Linked DNA regions of Homo sapiens: region 1 is linked to region 2. A link is an interaction called in ENCODE POLR2A ChIA-PET data of the cell type or tissue named here. Cell type or tissue: HepG2. All regions are shown on one strand. Links, peaks and the distances in the headings refer to the core of each region. The heading gives the core; the rest is flanking DNA. Region 1 holds the start of MIR1825 (microRNA 1825). Region 2 overlaps KIF3B (kinesin family member 3B).

What was found. ChIA-PET counts read pairs that join two places held together with the same protein. Peaks named below come from ENCODE experiments on the same cell type or tissue, not always from the same donor. Only the 100,000 strongest peaks of a DNase experiment are listed, where the experiment ranks them.
Region 1: POLR2A ChIA-PET joins it to region 2 with 12 read pairs; 13 of 35 experiments call an interaction of 5 or more read pairs at or near these places.

Annotation. Positions count from the first base shown.
Region 1 is chr20:32,231,889-32,240,645 of GRCh38, reverse strand. POFUT1 (protein O-fucosyltransferase 1) reads right to left here. Exons shown (of 7, transcript NM_015352.2): 7 at 1,988-6,173. The coding sequence ends at 5,985. It overlaps MIR1825 (microRNA 1825), which reads right to left and starts at 2,851; the gene lies at 2,799-2,851. In HepG2, for the core only: no CTCF peak of the experiment used is centred there; a DNase peak (open chromatin) is centred at 4,645.
Region 2 is chr20:32,286,253-32,295,009 of GRCh38, reverse strand. All of the region lies in intron 1 of KIF3B (kinesin family member 3B), which reads right to left. Among named protein-coding and RNA genes, the nearest start is that of KIF3B, 13 kb to the right of the region's middle. In HepG2, for the core only: no CTCF peak of the experiment used is centred there; DNase peaks (open chromatin) are centred at 5,169 and 6,589; H3K4me3 peaks cover 693 bases.

The DNA of each region.
Region 1 (8,757 bases), core at 357-8,356, 55 kb after region 2:
TTGCCTTCTGCCAGTGCCTGCCCAGGACCTCCTAAACCAGCTTGTGCAGTGTCAGAGAGGGGAAAACATCCCCCACACTGGAGGAGATGAATATCAAATGGATCAATGTGTTGCCAATTTTTTTGCAAAGGTGGATTTTTCAGAGGGGTGGGGTATCCTCCCCGGGGTGCTGCCCCCAGGTGGGCATTGTTCTGAGTCACTGCACTTGAGGAATGGGGTTTCTGGGAAATGCCTTCTGTTTCTTCCATTCTCACTGTTTACCTGGTTATGCTTGGCATCCTGGGCTGATGATCAATAAAGGATTAGATGTAAAAACAAACCAAACCTGCTTGCCCTTAAATAATGTTATTTCAAGGGAAAGGTCTCAACCCTGAAATAAACCAGGTTTCAAGCAAGAATTTGAATTCACTTTGACAACATAATCCAGAGTGCAGGATTTGCCTTCAGGCTATGGGTTTTTTCTGTCAATTCCACTAAGGACAGAAGGAGAACTGAGGAGAGGAAGGATCTTTATTTTCAGGCCAGTGAAAGCTTATTATTATTTTTGTTGTAGTTACTATTAATAGATTATTTGCTGAGCTTCTTTGAACAGAAAATAGAAATGAGAACTCAACTCTTTCTTCCTCCCTCTGTCCTTTCTCCTCTTTCTTCTTTATTTTCTTATTCTCTCTCCCCTCCCTTCCAAATGTCTGGAGATCTACAATGTTTCAGGACAGTGTTTCCAGCTTTGGTTCCTTTGAACACCAGCTTCTCCATTTCTCTATCCAATCAGATGCAGATTTTGAAAAATGGAATTCCCTTTTAATTTTGAAAAATTGAATTCCCTTTTTTTTTTCCTCTCTTTTGAGACAGGGTCCCACTCCAATGTCCAGGCTGGAGTGCAGTGGTGCCATCACAGCTCACTGTAGCCTCGACCTCCTCCTGGGCTCAAGTGATCCTCCCACCTCAGCCTCCCGAGTAGCTGGGACTACAGATGCATGCCACATGCCTGGCTAATTTTTGCATTTTTTTGTAGAGACGGGGTTTCCCTATGTTACCCAGACTGGTCTCGAACTCCTGGGCTCAAGCGATTGGCCTGTGTCAACCTCCCAAAATGCTAGGATGATGGGAGTGAGCCACTGCGCCCAGGCTTCCCTTCCTTTTCTTATATATAAATTTGGGCTGACCGTAAAACAATGAGATTTGATCATCTGGTTGTAAAGCCCCTACAAATATACAATAGGAGATGTAGGTCAGTACAAACTGGGCAGCAGGCAGTTCCTAAAGCCACCTTGTTGACCATGCCTGGTGGAACCCGTGAGGCTTGCCAGGGAGGGGCTGCAGAGGTCTTCCATTACCGTGGGCTGAATGACCACACAGTGAGATCCCCACTTCCTTCAGATCAGTGTTGCTCAAGTTTTAGCCCCAAGAGAGCTTAAGAGATTCCTGGGCTGCGTCCCCAGAGATCCTGACTCAGTGGTTCTGGGCGGGGGCCTGGGATTCTGCATTTCTAGCAAGTTCCCCCAGGTGATGCTGATGCCGCTGGTCTGACGACCACAGTTTCAGGTCTTGGGCCACTGGGCATCCAAATCACTTGCAGGTGCTTGTGAAAAGGCAGATTCCTGGGCACTACCCCCGAGACATTCTGATTCTCAGGTTCAGGGTGGCTCCTGGGAATCTGCCATATCAACCAGCCCTGGAAGGAACCTCTGAAGACCACCCTTTGGGAAGCACTGCCTAGACCATTAGCACCTGTAATGCTGAGGTGAGGAATGCGGAGGTGAAGGGATTTGCTTCAAGGTCACTCTGCAAGTCAGGGACAACTCCCTGGTGCCTGGGCCCTAAATCTTGGAGCACCCTGGGCTCCTCTTTCCTTCCCAGTCCACATTCAGCATGTCAGCAAATCCTGTTGGCTCTTCTTTCAAAACACATTTAGGTTTTCTTGAAGACTCTAGCAAACAGACTTGGGTGTGGGAGAGTCAATGCAACTAGACTGGTAAAATGTGGGTCATTGTTGAAACTGTGAGTTCATTTTATTACTCACAATTTTTTATTTATATTTGAATTCTTCCATAACAAAAAGTTTTAAGTGTTTGATCTAACAAATTCACTTCTGGGAATTTATCTTAAACAACTTTTTTTTTTTGCTTCCCGTCCAACAACTTTATTAATGAACATTTTAAATAAAGAAAAACTCTTACAAATAAAAATATTTTTTCAAATAACAATAGTGAAAAATTGGGGGCACATGAAGTCTCCTTTTTTTTGAGATGGAGTCTCGCTCTGTTGCCCAGGCTGGAATGCAGTGGCACCATCTCGGCTCACTGCAACCTCCACCTCCCAGGTTCAAGCCATTCTCCTGCCTCAGCCTCCCAAGCAGCTGGGAATACAGGCATGTGCCACCACGCCTGGCTATTATTATTATTTTTTTGTATTTTTAGTAGAGATAATTCACCATGTTGGCCAGGCTGGTCTTGAACTCCTCACCTCAAGTGATCTGCCCACCTCGGCCTCGCAAAGTGCTGGGATTACAGGCATGAGCCACCACACTTGGCCTAAATTCTCATAATAGGAAAACAATAAACTATGGAACACTCCTCGACAGAATTTTTTATAATTAAGAGCATTTATCCAGGCTACATACCAACAGGGAAAACATGATACACTATTAAGTAAAACACTAGGACATTAAATTGTATATATTACATGATTAAAACTATGTAAATATTTGTATCTTTGAAAAAGACTGAAAAATAATTACATATGTTCAGAATCTAATCATTTCCCACCTCCTTCAATGCAATGGCCTTTGTCTCTTGGGAGAGGAGGGCACTGGAGTCCTAGTCTAGGGGAGCCCAGCACCCCAGTCTCTCGCCTGCAACCCTGTTAACAGCCCTGCACTGGTCTCTCTGCTTTCACCCTTTCTCTCTCCAACCTCCTCAGCACTGGCCAGCTAGAGAGGTCCTTCAGAATGTGAATCAGCTCATGCCCCTCTTCTGCTCAGAACCCTAGGAGGCTTCCTGTATCTCTCCAACTAAAAGCTTCCTGCCATGGCCGTCCAGGCTGCAGAATGTCAGCTCGCCTGCTCTGACCTGCTGCTCGGTTCCCTGCCTATGCCTGCCTCTCCAGCCATGCTGGCCTCCTGGCTGCTCTTCAGGAACACACTCCAGTCTCGGGGCCTTTGCACGTGCTGTTTTCTCTGCCAGGAATGTGCTCCCTCCCTCCTTCATGACAGCTCTTCAGAGAGGTCTTACCTGGGCTCATCTAAAATAGATCCACTCCCTCTTTTTGCTCCCAAACCCTTTATATTTCTTTATAGCACTTATTAACATGTCCCACAGTACATTTATTACATCTTCTACTTTCTAGAATGCAAATTCCTTGAGAACAAAGACTTTACGCTTGATTCTCTCCTGTATCCCCAGTACCTAGCATAGAGCCTGACACATAGTAGGTGATGAACAAACACCTGCTGAATGCAAGACTGTTGTACTGAGCAACCATCCAACGGGGGCTGTAAGCGGCATGTAGGCTTTGTTTCTTGGGTAACCTCCCCTCCTTAATCCTTCTGGCATAGGCAGACTCACAGCAGGTACCCAGTAGAAGGTAAGGTGGCTGATCATTTTTCCATAGGAGGTCTCCATGGCACACAGGGTAGAAAGTGCATTCTGTGAATTAGAGGCAGCAGAGCATGGCAGCTAATGGAAACTGGCTCTGGGAGGTCAAATTCTGGCTTAACACCACCAGCTGGGCAGCCTTGGGAAAATTATGACAATTCTCAGGGCATTAATTTTTCCTTGTGCAGAAAGAGAAGGATAATGACAGCTCCTATTTCCCAGGGCTGGGGAATAAATAAGAGAATGCCCCCATAAAGCAATTAGCAAGCACAGTGCCTGGCATGGAGGTGACGAGCAACGAGAAGCAGTCAAATTAATCAACAGCCACATTTGTGCCTTTGTCTCTTTCAAGTTTACAACGTGCTCTTATATACATGCTTTAGCTGATCTGGGCCTTTGAACAACCTGTCGGTTTTTATCACCATTTTATAGGTAAGAAAATTGGGTCAGAGGAAAAAGTGCTAGCTCACAGAACACAACTGAATTTTGCTAGAACTTCTGGTGCCCTTTCTTTCAGAACACAAGTGATTATTACTGCTGATATGAATCAAGGTGATTTGGAGCTGGGCATGCAGTCTCAGCTACCAGAGAGGCTGAGGCAGAAGGATCGCTTGAGCCTGGGAGATCAAGGCTGCAGTAAGCCATGATCATGCCACTGCACTCCAGCCTGGGAGACAGAGCAAGGCCCTGTCTTGGGGGGAAAAAAAATTAGGCGGGCCCCACTGGAGCCCCAGACTCTAAAGTGTGTGCCTAGTGTAAGGCTGTGGATGGCAAATGAATTCCAAAATGAAATCAGCCAGCCAGCTACAGGCTTACAACCTAGTGGTGGCAGGGAGTGTACGGGCTCCCTCATCTGCAGCTCCTTCTCTGGATGAGGCTTGAGAGCAAGTCTGGACAGGCAAACCATCTCTCAGTCCACCCAGGACTTAAAACACTTCATTGTTTTCCCAAAAGGGAAAAATAGCAAAGCCCTTTCTGTACAGTTTCTCCTGCTTAGAGTTGGGTGGCAGCTCTATACAGCAAATGCTGACTTTGCTGTTTGAGATCTTTGATACAGTGTGACCTCTGAGCTCTGAACCAGGCTGCCCCTGACAAAAAAAGTGTTTCCTCCCACAGGTAAACAAGGAAGAAGGCACTGCAAGGAGCTCTGGGCCTGGCTCAGTGGAGGCTCTGCCACCTTTCCAGGATCAAAGGCCAAGGGAGGTGACATGGCAAGGAAAAGATCTACAGGGGTCAGACAAGGAATTTTAGAACCACAAGGTCAAAAAACCATGGGCTCTCAGGAGTCACAGATTATTAAAACTGCAGCATTTGAGACCAAAACACTCATGACTTAGAGCACCTTAAGCCTCATGGTGTTGGCAGAGATTACATTGGAAGGGAAGAGTCAAAAGGTGCTTCTCCACTGATAATTCTGATGGCTTCTGGGCCCTGGGCATCTTCTGTGAGGTCAGAGCCTTGGCAAACGTTCCCTCGTGAGAATACGGCCTGAAGGCTCCAGCTGCAGGAGGACGGCTGGGAGAACAGGCTTTGGATATCAACCGAATGCCAACATTCTACCAACCAGGCCCCACTGGGGCAAGAGATCAGAAGAGATCTGATGGTGCCAGGTTTGCAGTGGCCATCAACCACCAAAAGACTGTGAGAACAATACCATGATAGTGTGGCTTGATGGTATGTGCTCCTTGCCAGGAACATGCTGCGTGAGTGGCACTTAGTCGCCCACAGAGCGCTGCACAGCACCACAACCGATAACTTCCATTTGCATAGTGTTTACAGCACAGGACAGCATTCATCCCCCAAGCCCCAGAAATGGCCTAGGAAGTAGGGGACAACAATGGCTCTGGCCAGGCAGTGGGGATGGCTCTTGAGGGCCACATTGGGGGACACCTTGAAAAGCAGCCAAAAGACCCACACCAGCCCCAGCCTCATCCACATTCAGTTAAGGTCACTTTAGGTACCTACATTAATAGAATTCAATGATTTTCAAAAACCACAGAGAGTTCTAGGATAGTCATGACCTTGTATCAAAATTATAGAAATCTCTCTATAAAAAAATCTCTCTGAAGAGTTCAGCATCCCAGGCTGCTCAGAGCAGAGTGGACCAGAAGACGGAGGCTGGACTGCTTTGCCAGTGTGAGAAATTCCCAGAAGAGCAGAAAGCACGTGCGATGGGAGATGCTCCTGCTCCTAGGAACCTGCAAGTCCTATGCCCTGGGATATGGAGCGTCTCCCTCCTTGAGGGGTCCCTGGCACTCTTCTCCATCTTTGGCAGGTGAGAAGAGGAGTTTGCAATCCCGGAGCACCTCTGGCTGCCAGGCCTGGCTGGAAGGACCAGCTCAGACTCTGGTCCCTCCAGGATCAGAGGGTCTGGTGCTCCGGCCAGAATCAGAACTCGTCCCGCAGCTTAGGGGGCCTGTCCATGCCGAAGAAAGAAGACGGCCTCCCCTGGAGGTCCCGCTCCCGCTTCACAAAGGCAGTGAAGGAGGAGACACAGTTGCCAATAAAGTGGTCGGCTTGGCCGAGGATGTACAGGTCGACCTGGGCCACCTCAGGCTTCAGGCTCACCACCTTCACCTGCAGGAAGAAGCACAGAGCATATAAGCTGGGGTGGCTACAGGCCAAGGCCTGCCATCCACACCCCCAACCTTATTCCCTGAGCTGCAGTTACAGACACAAAAGGAGGGGCAGAGAAGAGGAAGATGTGGTTCAGTGTCTGAGGGAAGCATTGCCCAGCTGCTGCCTAGGCCCACCCCACCCTTCCGGGCTCCAGGAGCCTCAGCTCCAAACACACCATTCACACCTTCATGTCTTCACTTGTGCTGTTCCCTCTGCCTGGAATGCTGCTTCAACACCCATTAAAATACCGACCAGACTCTTTTATTTTATTAATTTTTTGAGATGGGCTTTTGCTATACTGCCCAGGTGGGTCTTAACCTCCCAGGCTCAAGCAATCTCCCACCTCAGCCTCCCAAGTAGCTGGGACTACAAGTGTGCACCACCACACGTGGTTAATTTAAAACAATTTTTTTAGAGGAGGAGTCTTGCTATGTTGCTCAGGCTGGTCTTGAACTCTGAGATTCAAGTGATCCTCCTGCCTCAGCCTCCCAAATAGCTGGGATTACAGGTGTGAGCCACTGTGCTTGGCCTGACCAGACTCTTAAGGCTAAGCTCAAATTCTATTTTTCCTAAAGCCCTGGCCTGGTGGACTTCCCCACCAAACCAGAGAGGGGAACAGAGAGCTCCACACCTTCCAATTCTGGGCTGGATGCCTCCATCTCCCATGTACCCCAAATCCAAGCCCAAGGTCCGTCCAATCTACCCCTGAGATATTCCCCAAAGGTGAGCCCTTCTCTTGAGGGAGGGCCACTCCTTGGGCCCAATCATCACAATCTCTTGCCTGATGGACTGCAACAGCCTCTCCCTGGTCCCCTCACTGCCTCTCCTGGTCTGCTCACCACAGAGCAGCCAGAAGAAACTTTTCGAGATAACCTCACACCTGTCCTTCCCGCCCTCCAAGTGGAACACCCTTTAATGATGCCCTATTGCCCTTCAGATAAGGGTGACAAATTGTGAACGTGGCCTACAAGGTCCTCGCTGGGCCTCTTCTTATCCCACCCCCATCATCCAGCCCCTACCCAGGCTCCCGCCCTCCTCAGGACCTTTGTGCGTGCTGTGCTGTTTGGGGTGTACCTCCCTTTACCTGGTTAGCTCCTAGTTCTCCTTCGCATCTCGGCTTCAGTGGTGCCTCCTTGGGGAAGCGCTCCCTGGCCCTCTAGCCTAGGCCAGCATCCTCTGCTCTTCACTCTCACAGAACCCTGCTGCTCTACTTTGGAGCACACATCTCTGCTTATAGTTTCCACTCCTTAGTGATTCTCTGATTAGCATCATCTCCTGCCCCTGACTGGGGCTAGAGCTGTGTTGGTTTGCTCTCCACTGCTGGCCAGGCCCAGCACAGAGCCTGCCCCAGTAAAAATCTGGTGAGTGGACAGGTGAATGAATGGACCTGCCCATCTCTCTAGCAAGCTCCTGAATCCACCTTGTGGCCCACGTTATAGCTCTCTGCAGTCTCTTTTCCTGGGTCTAGAATGTGAGCCCTGGAGAGCGGGACCACATCTTATTTACTGGTACCCTTACTCAGCACTGGACCAGCTTAATGGAGGAGGAAGGCTTAGTTCAGGATAAAGGTGGCCTCTGAACCCATGGAGAAGGGAGTTGAGGGGTGGGGAGGGATGAGAAGACTGGCATAGGGACAGGAAATAGAAAATGGCAAGAGGTTCAAGGTGTAACAGATACACTGACTCCAAAAACTCACAAAAAAACTCCCTGGGACTCTCCAAATGCTTCAGCTTAGTATAGAGGTAGTTGGGGGTTGTAGGTAGGTGGGGGGAATGTGGGCAGAGTTGGGGCTGAAAGTGCTTTGCTGTTCCACAGAGATTTCTGATGTAACAAAAATCATCATCTTGCTATCTGGATTGTAGCAAAGAAATAATACCAGTTTAATCATGGCCAAAATCCCCCAAACAATTCCACTCACATTCTGAAACTTACCCACTCTGTGTCATGCCCATTATAATTAGCTCTGGGACTGCTTGGGTAAACTCTATCCTTTCTTGGAATTTTGGTTTCCTCAGCTATAAAATAGAGGGGTTGGGTTAGACAACCCCTGAGATCTCTCAGCTCTGATTTTCTCTTAATTATATTTTTCTTCTGCTTTTCTTTCTTTCTTTCTTTCTTTTTTTTAAATAGAGATGGGGGTCTCGCTATGTTAGGCCAGGCTGGTCTCGAACTTCTGGCCTCAAGCAATTCTCCTGCCTTGGCCTGGGATTACAGGCATGAGCCACTGTGCCCAGCCCCAGCTCTGATTTTCTGTTCAGTAGGTGGGGAGGAGATTAGAATGTGCTGACTTAGCACTTCCTCTCTGCACTGGAGCTTCCTGTGTCTGGGGTGAAAGAGAAGGGGAGGCCCTTGATATAAAGCCAGCGGTACCCAGTGTCTGCCTCTTAAGGCCTGCACAGCATTTACGGTTTTCACTCATCCTACAAAGTCCTATGGAATGCTTAATACTAATTCAGTCATTTTATCAATACGTACTCACTCATTGCCTGAGTATTACTCTTCACTGATATAGTAAGCACTGACCAAGAACATTCTAGTATTT
Region 2 (8,757 bases), core at 196-8,195:
CACTTAAATGCTCATCAATAAGGGAGTGGTTAGATTATGGCACATCTCTACAATGGGAAACTATGAAGTCATTAAAAATGGCAACAAACCTCTAGGTATTTAGATATGGGCAATATTCAAGACATATTGCTGAGTGAAGAAAAAGGCTACTAAACAGAATTACTATGATACAGTTAATGTTTATGTGTACAGGCACATGTGCAGATGCAGATTTGGGGAACACAGAGTAAAGACATTGTTAAAAGCATGAGCTGAGGTGTTCAGCAGGTCTGGCTTTGAATTTCTGCTCTGCCATTTACTAGCTATAAAATCTCAAGAAACTAAGTCACAGTTTCTTCTTCCACCAAGTATGGTTAATAGCAATATCTCCCTTAAAGAACTGTTCTGAGGATTAAATAAACTAATGAATGTTAAATGCTTAGCTTTTAACATTGAAAAGTACTAATAAATACTCATGAAATGCAGGTAATATTGACCTCTAGGGTGGTGCGCCTGCAGGCTATTTTTTTGCTTTCTTTGTATTTTTTGATGGGTGCATGTATTTTGATTTTTATAATTAAGGTGGGGGAAGCAATAAAGCAATGTTTTCTTTGGAGAAAAGTCCAGAACTTTGATTTCAGCTTAAATGTCTGAAGAAGACACGCTAGTTCTCCGGAAAGAAACCTAAAAACGTCACAGTCAAGTAACAAGGACAATAAATGCCTGCCCTGAATTCAAACTGGCGCCATGTACTCTCTGTCATTTGATGACACAAAGAGGCAAACAAAGCATTTATTTAGGCAGGGAAAGAAGAAAAGAAACTCTTTTTGGCATTCAATTGTAAAACATAAAATACATTCAAAAATATATTCAAGTCTGTTGGACAACACCTACTATTCAGAATCAATGCAGTTCTTGGGTTTTATTGTATTCAATAGTCACAACTCACAGTATACCAAGAGCTTAATGTGAGTCCTCTTTTAATCCTCAAAATCACCTTGGGAGGAAGGCAGGCATTAGCCTCATTTAAAGAATAAGGATCAGAGACTCAGGGAAATTAATTTGCCCAAGGTTACACGACAATTAAGTGGAAGAGTCAGGATTCAAAACCAGATTTGTCTTATTTTAAAACCCATATATAAACCCATATATTTTTAAAACACCTGATATATACGCATATATACATGTGTATGTCTATGCAAAGATTAACGCAATTCAAGCTGTACAGAGTGTACAGTGAACATGTAAATCTTCCTAACATATCTGCATTGCTCCTTCATCTTCATCTTTTGCTTTTAAACCTTTTTAACTCAAGTAGCAGTATACTATATACCACTGTACTTCTTCCTATATAAATCTTGGAGAACTCCTTCTCCCCGCCCCCCAACTCATTTTGTGTTGTTTTCTTTGTTTGTTTTTTTGAGACAGACTCTTGCTCTGCACTCCAGGCTGGAGTGCAGTGGCATGATGTTGGCTCGCCATAGCCTCAACCTCCTGGGCTCAGGTAGTCTTCCCACCTCAACCTCCTCAGTAGCTGGGACTACAGGTACATGCCACCAAACCTAATTTTGTTTTTATTTTTTGTAGAGACAAATGTCTCACTATGTTGCCCAGGCTGGTCCCCAGGCTGGTCTCAAACTCCTGGCTCAAGTGATCCTTCCGTCTCTCAGCCTCCCAAAGTATGGGATTACAGGCATCAGACACCATGCTTAGCTGCTTCTTTTTCCTTTCTTTTCTGTCTTACTTCCTTTCATTCATTCATTCATTCACTCATTTATTTTGAGACAGAGTCTCAGTTGCCCAGGCTGGAGTGCAGTGGCACAATCACAGCTCACTGCAACGTCAACCTCCTGGGGTCAAGCAATCTTCCCACCTCAGACTCCCAAGTACCTGGGACTATAAGCACACCCCACCACATCCAACTAATTTTTTATTTTTTGTAGAGACGGGGTTTTGCCATGTTGGCCAGGCTGGTCTTGAACTCCTGACCTCAGGTGTTCCGCCTGCCTTGGCCTCCCAAAGTGCTGGGATTACAGTCATGAGCCACTGCGCCCAGCCAAAAAATGTCTTTGATCAGTCAGTCCCTTATTGAGGGACCTTCTGATGGTCTCTGGTCATTTGCTACTGCAAACAGTACTGCAGTGGCTATACTGAACATATATACCTTTAGGGTAAGTGGGAGTAGTTGGTAGGATCCACTCCCAGAGGTAGGACTGTTGTACACATTCTATTGTTTTTTAAGAGTCAAGGTCTTCACATTCTGTTGTTTTTCAAGAGCCAAGGTCTTGCTCTGTTGCCCAGGCTGGAGTGCAGTGGCAGAATCTCAGCTTACTGCAGCCTCGAACTCCTCGCTCAAGCAATCGTCCCACCTCAGCCTCCAGAGTAGCTGGGACTACAGGCGTGCGCCACTGGACCCGACTTTTCTTTTTTTTTTTTTTTTTTTTTTTCTATTTTTAGTAGAGACGAGGTTTCACCGTGTTGGCCAGGCTGGTCTCAAACACCTGACCTCAAGTGATCCACCCACCTCAGCCTCCCAAAGTGCTAGGATTACAGGCATGAGCCACCATGCCTGGACTAATTTTTAAAATTGTTTGTAGAAGTTGGGGGGGGTCTTGCTTTGTTGCACAGGCTGGTCTCAAACTCTTGGCTTCATGTGATTCTCCCACTTAGGCCTCCCAAACTGCTGGTATTACAGGTCCATCATGTAATACCAGCCACCATGGTGAGCCACTACGTCCAGCTCCTTTTTTGATCTTGATTCAAACAAACCAACTGTTAAGAAATGTACAAGGACCAAGCTAGGTGGTTCACCACCCATAATCCCAGCACTTTGGGAGGCTGAGGTGGGAGGATCACTTGAGCCTAGGAGTTCAAGACCAGCTTGGACAAGATGGCAAGATCCTGTCTCTACAAAAAAATTTTTAAAAATTAGCCAGGTGCGGTGGTATATGCCTGTGGCCCCAGCTACTCAGGAGGCTAAGTTGGGAGGATCACTTGAGCCCAGGAGTTTGCTTGAGCCGCCTAAGAGTTTGAGGCAGCAGTGAGCTCTGACTACACCACTGCACTCAAGCCTGGGTGATACAGTGAGACCCTGTCTCAAGAAAAAAAAAATGAGGCGAGGCGCGGTGGCTCACACCTGTAATCCCAGCACTTTGGGAGGCCGAGGAGGGTGCATCACTCGAGGTCAGGAGTTCAAGACCAGCCTAGCTAACATGGTGAAACCCTGTCTCTACTAAAAATATAAAAATTAGTTGGGTGTGGTGCATGCATGTCTGTAATCCCAGCTACTTGGGAGGCTGAGGCAGGAGAATTGCTTGAACCCGGGAGGCAGAGATTGCAGTGGGCCTAGATCGCACCACTGCACTCCAGCCCGGGTGACAGAGCGAGACTCTGTCTCAAAAAAAAAAAAAAAATGTATAAGACAATCAAGGAAATTGGAACACTGGATATGAGACAATGTAAGAAATTATTTTTACGTGTAAAAAAATGTTATTATTTTAAAAAGAAAGTTCTTATCCTCTAGAGGTAAACAAGAATATTTTCAGATAAAGTTATATGCCATCTGGGATCTTTTTCAGGGGTGGGGTGCATGGAAGGTTATAGGTAAAATAGGATTGCCAAGTGCTGAGAACTGCTGGAGGTGGGTAATGGGTTCATGATTCATTACATTATTCTAGTTTTATGCATAATTGGGATTTTCCAAATGAAAAAAAAATCACCCTCTAACCAATGGCTTATCATTTAAAATTTTTTTAAAATTACAGTAAAAAACCCCACATAATATAAAATTTACCCTCTTAATCATTTTAAGTGTATAGTTCAGTAGTGTTAACTATATTCACATTGTTGTATAACACATTTCTAGAACTTTTTCATCTTGCAAAGCTGAAACTTTATAACCACTGAACAATTCCCCATTTCCCCCTCTCCTTAGCCCCTGGTAACCATGTTTCCATGATTTTGTCTACTCTAGCTACCTCGGATAAGTGGAATCATAACAGTATTTGTCCTTTTGTGACTGGCTTATTTCACTCAGCACAATGCCCTCAAGGTTCATCAATACTAAAGCATGTGTCAGAACTTCCTTCTTTTTTAAGGCTGAATAATATTCCATTCCATGTATGCACTATATATATTTTCTTTTTTTTTTTTTTGAGACACAGTCTTGCTGACACCCAGGCTGGAGTGCAGTGGTGCAATCACAGCTCACTGCATCCTTGAACTCCTAGGCTCAAGCAATCCTCCCACCTCAGCCTTTTGAGTAGCTGAGACTACAGGTACATGCCACCATACTGAGCTAATTTATTATTATTATTATTTGTTATAGAAACAAGGTCTCACTATATTGCCCAGGCTGGTCTGGAACTCCTGGGTTCAAGCAATCCTTCCGCCTTGGCCTCCCAAAGTGCTGGGATTACAGGCGTGAGCCATCGCGCCTGGCCTGTACCACATATTCTTTATCCATTTATCTGTTAACGGACATTTGGGCTGCTTCTACCTCTTGGCTATTGTGAATAATGCTATGGGCAGAGGGCCATAGCAAAACCTGTATTTAACAGGCAGAGGTAGCCTGAATAGCCAAAAAGAGATTCAGACACACCTGGGACTGAAACCCAGCTCTATCATTCCTAGTTTTGTTTGTTTGTTTTTGAGATGGAGTCTTGCTGTCACCCAGGCTGCAGTGTAGTGGCGTGATCTCGGCTCACTGCAACTTCCACCTCCCAGGTTCAAGGGATTCTCCTGCCTCAGCTTCCCAAGCAGCTGGGATTACAGGCGCCTGCCACCACGCACGGCTAACTTTTGTATTTTTAGTAGAGCGTGGGTTTCACTATGTTGGCCAGGCTGGTCTCGAATTCCTGACCTCAGGTGTTCTACCTGCCTCGGCCTCCTAAAGTGCTGGGAGCCACTGTGCCCAGCCTATCATTCGTAGTTCTGAGGCTCTGTGAAAGTTTCTTACCCCTCGGAGCTGATTTCCTCATCTGTAAAATGGGAATATCACTAACACCTGCTGCTTGGGGCCGTGTGAGGACTAGAAGAAGACAGGCAGCAAGCGTCTGGCCCACAAGTGGTAACTCTGCCCTGACCCAATTTGCAGGAGAAAAAAAACAGAGACTTAGACAGGGAAGTAACATGGCACACTGAGTTAATAAGTGGCAAAGCAAGCTGAAACCAGGTCCATCTGGCTCCAAAGTCCATGGCCTTTCTTCCACACCAGCATGTCCTAAATGTCAATAATCCGATTGTTTCTGGACAATTTTCGCCATGTCTATCATCACCTGTACTATTATTTACTTAACGTTTTTTCTTTAAATCTACTTTGCTTAACACAAAGTTTATTTTAAAAAGAAACTTTATATAACCACCATGAATGGAAAATCAGTATCACTTGTTATAAATAGAAAGTAACTGTGAAAATAAATATAAGAACAGACAACAATGTTACTAAATTCTAGCTAAATACTGTAGCTTATCTGAGGCCTTAAGCTTGATCACCATTGGTTTGAAAGGGAGCTTAATAAGTGTTAAGAAATAGACTAGTGGCCGAGCATGGTGGCTCCCGCCTGTAGTCCCAGCCCTTTGGGAGGCCAAGGCAGGTGGATCACAAGGTCAGGTGTTCAAGACCAGCATGGCTAAGATGGTGAAACCCCGTCTTTACTAAAAATACAAAAATTAGCCGGGCATGGTGGCAGGCACCTGTAATCCCAGCTACTCAGGAGGCTGAGGCAGAGAACTGCTTGAACCCAGGAGGCAGAGGTTGCAGTGAGCTGAGATCGTGCCACTGCACTCCAGCCTGGGTGACTGAGACTCCATTTCAAAAAAAAAAAAAAAAAAACCAGACCAGTACCAAACAAATACAGTATTCTTGACACAGTCAGAAGAACCAAGAGAGAGTTTTAAAGGGAATAGCTCTCACCACTACATTCAACATAATTTTGGATGTTGTGTTTGACTGTTACCCAAACTCTCCTCCTATTCCACCTGGTTCAGCTCTGCAGAATATAAGGACCCACTCAGAACCCCGGATCAGAATCTTGTCTTATCAAGATTCATGCCTACGCATGCTACCTTTATAGTAAACAGTTTCCAAAGTTGATCCAACAGAATTTCCCATAAATCATAGGATTTATTTTATTAATATGATGAGTTAAATGCTTTTTGAAAAATCCCTCTTCAAAAGTCCATCAGAACTGTCTTGGCTCATTGTCCAATGTTATAATGATATGCTTGCTCTCACAGTTCATACAGTGCACATCACTTGAACCCAGGAGGCGGAGGTTGCAGTGAGCTGAGGCGACAGAGTGAGACTCCAATGCTGTACATAAAATGTTTCCAGTTAATGTTGCCAATAAACAGCCTATTCAGAGAACGAAGGGTTGAAATGACAAAGGCCTATGTTCTGGGTCCTACTCACAGGGAATTCTTCATCAGAAAGAAAAATGGATAAAGAGAAGACTAAAAAGAAGGTGAGAAAAACTACTACATCAAAAAAATACTTCATCATATGTAAAATATATCTAAATAAAGTTCATTTTTTGTTTGTTTGGAGACAGGATCTCATTCACTGTGTCACCCAGGCTGGAATGCAGTAGCGCAATCATGGCTCACTGTAGCCTTGAACTCCTGGGCTTGAACTTGCCTCAGCTTCCCGAGTAGTTGGGAGTACAGGTGCAAGCCACTGCACCCGGGTAAATTTTCATATGTTTTGTATAGATGGGGTCTCACTATGCTGCCCAGGCTGGTCTCAAACTTCTGGCCTCAAGCAATCTTCCCACTTAGGCCTCCCAAAGTGCTGGGATTACAGGAATGAGCCACCACATCCAGCTAAATCTGTTTTTTAAAGATACTTTTAGGCCAGGCACGGTGGCTCACGCCTGTAATCCCAGCACTTTGGGAGGCCGAGATGGGCAGATCTCAAGGTCAGGGGTTCAAGACCAGCCTGACCAACATGGTGAAACCCTATCTCTACTAAAAATACCAAAATCAGCTGGGCGTGGTGGTGTGCACCTGTAATCCCAGGTACTCAGGAGGCTGAGGCAGGAGAATCACTTGAACCCAGGAGGCGGAGGTTGCAGTGAGCTGAGACTGCACCACTGCACTCCAGCCTAGGCGACAGAGTGAGACTCCATCTGAAAAAAAAAAAAAAAAAAAAAAAAAAAAGATACTTTTAGAGGATCCTAAGAAGGGAAATGGACAGTTCTCTGTTAGAATTTTTTAAAGTTCAAACTTTTCACAAACCACTTATTTAGAATTGTTCTCTTAAGAGGCTGAGAGAGAAGGAGATATTCTGTATAACACATTATATGTGATTATAAAAAGGTGGAAACAACTTCAATGCTCAATGCCAGGGAAAGTGTAGTAGTTACTACTAAACTACTAACATGTAGTAATAACTACTAAACACAAAAACACAGCAAGGCGTAGTGGCTCACACTTGTAGTCTCAGCACTTTGGGAGGCTGAGTCAGGAGCATTGCTTGAGGCCAGGAGTTGAGACCAGCCTGAGCAACATAGTGAGATCCTGCCTCCATGAAAAATTTAAAAATTAGCCACAAGTGGTGGCACGCACCTGTGGCCCTGGCTGCTTAGGAAGCTGAGGTGGAAGGACCACTTGAGCCCAGGAGCTGGAGGTTACGGTGAGCTATGATCATGCCACAGTATTCCAGCCTGGGCAACGGAGCGACACCCTATCTCAAAAATAAACAAATAAAAAAAATAGATTGGGCCTGGTGGCTCACACTTGTAATCTGAGCACTTTGGGAGGCCAAGGCAGGAGGATCGCTTGAGCCTAGGAGTTTGAGACCAGCCTGAGCAACATAGTGAGACCCTGTTTCTACAAAAATAAAATGAAACAAAAATTGAAATAAATAAGTACAAAAATATGGAAAAATGGTTATGAAATAATGTTAAGCAAACATTTCCAAATAGAAAATGGGAAATATGCTTTGAATACAACTTTCTAAAAATATACTTGCAAGTAGTCAAGTAAGCTAAAACCTGAGTTAGGATACCATCACCATGGGTAAATTCCCCAACCAAATTGTAATTCTGTCTGTCTTTTCAGCTTTAGGTTAACACTGCCATGTTAAAAACATTATTTAAGGGGGGTTGCCTTTGTAATTTAAAATTTTTAACATTAAAGGACCTAGTTTAAAGAAATCATCAGCAGTGCAGACAAAGGTTTACACAAAATAATCATCATTAAGATGTTCTCTGAAGCATTACTCATAATGTTTAAATGTTGAAAATGGCCTAAATAACAACAATGGAGGAAACAGGTGAGAACTGCAAGCCTATGAGATAAAATGTATTTAGGAATACATTTGTATATGGACAGTAAAATGTTAACAGTAGTTATTTCTCAGTGGTGGATCTTAAAGTCAGCCTTATTTAATCTGTTCAGTATTTTCCTCATTTTTTTACTCAATGGAAGTTTATTATTTTTATAATCGGAAAAAATTATATATTTTTAAAAGGCTGACAATTGAAGAATAAGGAAAAACATTACATATATTTCTTAGGCCAGAGTCTAACTTATTATTGCAGATCTTGCAAAACCAGTAACTACTTCCACCAAGGACTATCTTCTTGTGGTTATCTTTAGGTAACTTGAACTGATATTTTATCTTACCTAGATGGAATCTTTTATGATTTGCCAGCTAGATTTTTTGCTTATGTTCTGAAATGTGTTACAAAGTAATGATTACTGTAGTCTGCTAAGCTGCTAGAGATTGTGCTATGAGCTTTTAGTTTCTGTTTAATTTATGTCACACACAAAAGG